Regions from separate parts of the Homo sapiens genome. Here region 2 is linked to region 1. Evidence: chromatin contacts called from ENCODE Hi-C or POLR2A ChIA-PET data. All regions are on one chromosome and are shown on one strand. Each heading gives the region's core, a stretch centred on a gene start or an enhancer-like site at or near the end of the contact. The rest is flanking DNA. Distances are from core to core; before and after follow the strand shown.

Region 1 (2,717 bases), core at 58-2,557:
AAAAGAGTTATTAATTCTATCCAGGTTGAGGAGTGGAGTCAGGAAAATCTTATAGCAATAAAAATGCTTAGCTGTCTTGAAAGATGAGATGTCTTCACCAGGAAGAATCTACATATAATTAAAAGACAGACATTAGTAAAGGCAGAGGAATGGGCAGTATCTGGCAGGATTAGTGACGCAAAAAGGATTGCTCTACCTTGGATTATGTTCTGTTTAGTTTGCAAGGAATCTGGGTTGGTTCAACTGGTTAAGAGCTGATGGTGAGGAAAGGAGAGCTACTCCTGGGCAGACCTGTTGGAAAAGTAGAATAGTCGCCAGACCTGAGCAGAACTGATGTATGGAGGAGCAACAGAAAATGAGAATTTTTTGGAAAGAATTTGGGTTCCACAGATACATTTTAGTGTCTCACAAGCATTTTTTTGGAAATGTGTTAACTTGTCTAATCTGAAAAGGCTGAAGTATCTAGTTCTGTACTACTGCGTATGGAGAAATGGAAAGTTTCTGTCTGTTAGGCATCAGTAGGGTTTCAGTGTGTGGTTTTTTTTTTTTTCATTTAATGTCTCTTACAAATTTCATATTTTAAAGAATAATTCCTCATAACATCCTCCAGTGAACCCTTTGTGATTAGTTTAAGTGAAGAGATAGGAAAAAATAGTTAGGTGTAAGGTATATTTTTTCAATGCTTTTTCTTTTTTTTAATGTTATTTCAAACACAATTTACTGCTATCACATATTAAAGACTCACAAGACATAAATCAATACAACTTTACCTTTTGAAATATTTAAATTTATATAAAAATATTAACATTACCTCTTACATGCCCTTTCGTGAAATTCAGAAAAAAAAATGAAACTATTAAAACTGCAGCTGCATGACTATGGAAAATAAATCGTGTGTATAGTTTCTGTGATATTACCCTTTGTGAATTTGCTATTGAATTCATATTCTTGAGGTAAAGATAGAGTTCAGACCTTAGAAAAATACAGTGATAATGCCACAGGAAAATATTTGTGGTGTTGTTTAAGATTCAGCGTGTGTAACTCTTTTCTAGGTTATTAATAGGCTTGGGAAAAACAATATAAGCAATTTCTCCTAAATAGAAGCAAGTTTGAGAGAATAGACTTCCGTCAGAATTGGCTACTGTTAGGGAGAAAGGAAGCTGAATTCAAACAGTTTTGTGAGAAACTGGAAAAGAGGAAGCAATTGAGCTTCACAATCGGTCACTGATATTTGATTTACTTTCTTTGGAGTTTACAAGTGGCTGCCAAGTTATGTCTAACGCACACTGCCTAATCCTTGGAGGCCTCTCTTCCAGCTGATGTCTGCGTCAGTGGTGGCCATGAGAGAGGAAGCAACTTGAAGAAAAGATTGTTTACCACTTAAATTTAACATGGAATTCGAAGGCTAACGTTAAGTGGTTTAGAACACCACTAGAATGCTGTTTTGTATGTTTGTGATTCCCGAAACAGTCACCCAGCATCTAGTCCTAAATATGAATTAAGATCTCATTCCGAAGAACACCTTCTTATCACTTCTTTGAAGGTAATTATGAAAAGTCAAAGATGTACTTCTAAAAAATGCCTCTATGTTCACAGTCATTTATGAGATTAAACAGATAACCAGCTGACTAACAAACTCCAACATAGTCATGATGGTGTCCTTAAGCAGATTATAATCTCAGGAGTGCTGGGGAGATTTATACAGATATGAAAGGAGGGCAAATCAAGGAGGTATGAAGTCAGCTACATGGTGTAGTGTAGGTGTCACACATTATTTGTTGTTGCACTTTACACTTTCCCCACTTACAGGTTACAATTTGCTTGAAGATTAAAAACTCGAACCATATTTGGTTGTTAATTCTCCTTCTGTGGACAGACTGGAACAAATGGCAAGAGAAACGATTGCCCAGCTACATGTGAGTCATTCTTTCCTGGGATAAGGCTACTTCAGCTTTAAGTGGAGAGTGGCTTGGGGAAGCTGTTGTGGAAGTAAGGTCACAGGGTTTGAGACATGTTTGAAGCAAGGCTTTTGTTCCAGTTCTTCCAGTCTGCATGCAAAAGGAAGGAAGGAGAACATCTACTAGCAAAAGCTGAATGAGGACTTCAACCTCACCTCCATGGTTCCCCACACAGGAGCAGAGCCCAGCCAAGGTTCCCACCTAACACCATCTTTCCAGAAATTGTTTTGAGATACATAGGAGAGAAAGGCCCTTATATTCACAAGAAAACCCAGCAATCATATTCATTTGAAAAGCAATCCATATGCACATTTTGGAAACAAAAGAAGTATCAGTACACAGGGTGAAATAAACTTGAAAGGAGATTTGTAAAGAAAAGAACAAGCAGTATTCATTCAAAAAAACAGAAGGTAGGATGTTATGGAAGTAAAACAGTTATTTTGTTTAGGTTTAAATTTTTTTAACTTTTAAAATTTGTGATATAATTTTGATTATGGGAATCATAGATTCCTGTTATCAAAGGAAGAATGACCTTTTCCCATTTCCTTTTGAGTTTCTTAAAATTTCAATTTTCTCCTTAATTATACTATTTTATGCTTTTTTTTTCTCCAAATGGTAAGGCGTATGTTTAATTTAAAATTTTAATTTAAATTATTTTGGCCAGGCACAATGGCTTGTGCCTGTAATCCCGACACTTTGGGAGGTCAAGGCAGGCAAATCGCTTGAGGTCAGGAATTTGTGACCAGCCTGGCCAACATG
Region 2 (3,162 bases), core at 233-2,732, 400 kb after region 1:
GTGAGCCAAGATCCCACCACTTCACTTTAGCCTAGGCGAGAGAGTGAGACCATGTCTCAAAATAAGTAAATAAAAATAAAAAGGAAGAAAGAAAAAGAGCCGAGTGGTGGTGCACGCCTGTAGTCCTAACTACTGGAGAGGCTGAGGCGGAAGGGTTCCTTGAGCCCAGGAGTTCGAGGCCAGCCTGGGCAACACAGAAAGACTCTCTCTTTTTTTTTTTTTTTTTTTTTTTTTTTTTTTTTTTTTTTTTTGAGACGGAGTCTCGCTCTGTCGCCCAGGCCGGACTGCGGACTGCAGTGGCGCAATCTCGGCTCACTGCAAGCTCCGCTTCCCGGGTTCACGCCATTCTCCTGCCTCAGCCTCCCCAGTAGCTGGGACTACAGGCGCCCGCCACCGCGCCCGGCTAATTTTTTGTATTTTTAGTAGAGACGGGGTTTCACCTTGTTAGCCAGGATGGTCTCGATCTCCTGACCTCATGATCCACCCGCCTCGGCCTTCTCTCTTTAAAGAAAAAAAAAAAAAAAGAAAAGAAATTTGTCTATATAAATATACAGTTAAAGCAAACAATATAATATATAAAACCAAATTTGGAAATATTTTTTCCTTCCATCAAAACTTAAACATCAATTTTAGAACACAGTGTTCTATATCGTAAGGAGTCCTAGAGTCTACCCAGTATAATGTCTCACATCCTCGCCCTCTTGCTATAGTTGTCAAACCTAAATGTACCTAAGAATCACTGATAGGTAGTTGGTTAATACGATGGATTATTTCTAGGCCCCGACCTCAGACAGGTGCCTCCATGCCCCCACCCAGCCAGGACATTCTGAGTCTGTAATTTGAAGTGAGCTTCAAGAATCTGCATTTTTACCGCGGCGCTTTTGATGCAGGCGGTCCACGGTAAAGTTAGAGAAATGCTGCCCTGCTGCTGCGCTGCAGATTGAACTCTGGGGAAGAAGAAATGAGCACGACCGGGAGCGGTCCATCTAAACCGGTCCATTTAGATGGACAGGTTTTAGCAGTCCATCTAAATCTGTCTCAGGAGCTTTCTTTCTTTCTTTTTTTTTTTTTTTTTTTTTTTTTGAGACGGAGTCTCGCTCTGTCGCCCAGGCTGGAGTGCAGTGGCACTCACTGCAAGCTCCGCCTCCCAGGTTCACGCCATTCTCCTGCCTCAGCCTCCCGAGTAGCTGGGACTACAAGCGCCCACCACTACGCCCGGCTAATTTTTTGTATTTTTTAATAGAGGCGGTGTTTCACCGTGTTAGCCAGGACGGTCTCGATCTCCTGACCTCGTGATCCGCCCGCCTCGGCCTCCCAGAGTGATGGGATTACAGGCGTGAGCCACCGCGCCCGGCCTGTCTCAGGAACTTTCAAAGGGGAGTGGCAGACAGAAAATGAGCACGGTATCTAATCAGCAAGTAGGATTGCAAATAAGAACGCCTTTATGAAGGCCCCAGTTTTTACAGTAAGTCCCTCACTGCCCGCACACAACGATGCCAAGTTCCAACCTGATTTGCGTCACCACAGTTGTGGGTTTGCGCCAAGGTTAGTTATCAAGCGTAGTGAGAGGATAAATTCACAAAATGAGGGACAAAAATAAGACGAGAGCTGGGTACAACGGAAGTGAAACCTGGGTGGAGGTCATCTCCAAATCACAGTGGAAGGACGATGTCAGGGATTTGTCCCAACACTCTTTTGATGAAAGAATTTGATTAGTGGACTATTGCACTCTTAAAGGCAAAGAAAACAAAGCACGGCAGTGCCCCGCTCGGTCGGGATTCAAAAGCAGTGAAAGCTGCCTTGCTCTGTTTAAAGCGACAGGACTGCTCTGCTATTCAGGAAAGACTAAGGAGGCAGCGGTATCTGCGAAGTCCTGCGAGCTCCCGGCGACAGGAGTAGCGCGAGCAGCTGACGGGGGAAATCCACTGGCAGCGAGTCGGATGAGTCAGCGCTGAGTCACGCTCGGCGCTACGTGCCGGCCTGGGCGGCCGCAGCCCGGGGCCCGCAGCCGCGGAGTCAGCAGAGATCCGCCGCTTCCTGGAAGACCCTCCCTGCGCCTGAGGGAGGGGGCGGCGTCGCCTCCTCGCGCCGCCAAGGCCCCCTGCAGTCACACACTCGCCCGCACGCACGACCTCCTCGCTCCATCCTGGGGACATCCAGGATTCACCCCCGAGGGGAAGAGTCCCATGTGACAAATGGTTAGAGCTTGGGCGGATGCTTTCATCCCATGTGTTTCCTCAAAGCTGAGATTCCAGCGCTCTTGCTCTTTTCGTGTTGTTGTTAGGTTTTTAACTTTTTTTTCCCGTTTCCTGGCAGAGGATTAACACGCTGATCTTTTTATAGTTTCCAATATTTTAAATGAAGCACAAGAAGAATGGATTAATAAAACGTGTTGAAACTTAAGCATCAAATCGTCACACTGCTCTGGGTTCTAAAATGACTAGAAAGTGACTGCACTAGAAGCTTTGAATGTTGGGTAACTGGGAAGGATTAACTCGGTTCTGATGTGCCCTTTGTTAATGAAAATCAAATCTTTGCTATTTGTCCAACCACCCTTATAATAACTAAATTTGTCTAAAGACTGGAGACATGTGTGGTAATAATTAGATATGGAGTCACCAAAGAACAGGGTAGCCATGCCTTTGTGTTTTCTGTGCCTTAACTAACATTCTGTTGTCCTAATGTGCAAATGATACATTGTTGGTTTTAAAAAATATTATGGCAATGTTTATATCCATGCTGAGAGTTAATAGCAGGTATTGTGTCATGAAGTGCAGCTAGTCAGTGAGATAGTCCTGATACAGGTGGGGTAATTATTATTTAGGGACAATTTGCGGCTGTTTTTCAAGACAGACTGGGTCTTTAGAAGTTGTGCCAGCTGTTACCGGTGGTTCTGCTTCATTGGGAGAATTATTTCCCTCCTTATCCCTGTGTACGTGTGAAATGATGCAAAACAATAGAGTGTTCGTGTAGTTTGACTGCTTTTCTTGCAGGCAAGGAGACTGAAGTAATTAGAGGTTGAACTGACTCACCAAGGTTACTGGAGAAGCATGACTACCCAATTTTGTAAAGGAGAGAAAAGCCCCAAACAAATACAAATAGGAAACATGAAAATACGAGAGAGGATCAGAGCCCAAGAAAGCAAAATGAGTAATATGGACC

What was found. Hi-C counts contacts between places; a loop is a spot of excess contacts on that map. ChIA-PET counts read pairs that join two places held with the same protein, here RNA polymerase II (POLR2A). Pooled maps may share reads with other maps.
Region 2: a map of cardiac septum shows a loop between it and region 1 (4-fold over the local background). The contact joins two enhancer-like sites. A Hi-C loop is called at or near these places in 1 of 168 maps with a recorded cell type or tissue (cardiac septum) and 11 of 50 pooled maps. POLR2A ChIA-PET finds 5 or more read pairs at or near these places in 3 of 52 experiments (MCF 10A, PC-3 and WTC11).

The regions. Positions count from the first base shown.
Region 1 is chr5:90,877,049-90,879,765 of GRCh38, forward strand. The region is part of intron 83 of ADGRV1 (adhesion G protein-coupled receptor V1); the gene reads left to right. Among named protein-coding and RNA genes, the nearest start is that of ADGRV1, 320 kb to the left of the region's middle. Within about 2 kb of position 1,308, at least 4 of the 41 ENCODE cell types and tissues checked have a DNase peak (open chromatin) inside an H3K27ac peak, as active enhancers do.
Region 2 is chr5:91,278,674-91,281,835 of GRCh38, forward strand. No RefSeq gene overlaps it. Among named protein-coding and RNA genes, the nearest start is that of LUCAT1, 34 kb to the right of the region's middle. RefSeq lists enhancers at 845-1,786, 1,785-2,044, 1,787-2,728. Within about 2 kb of position 1,483, at least 39 of the 41 ENCODE cell types and tissues checked have a DNase peak (open chromatin) inside an H3K27ac peak, as active enhancers do.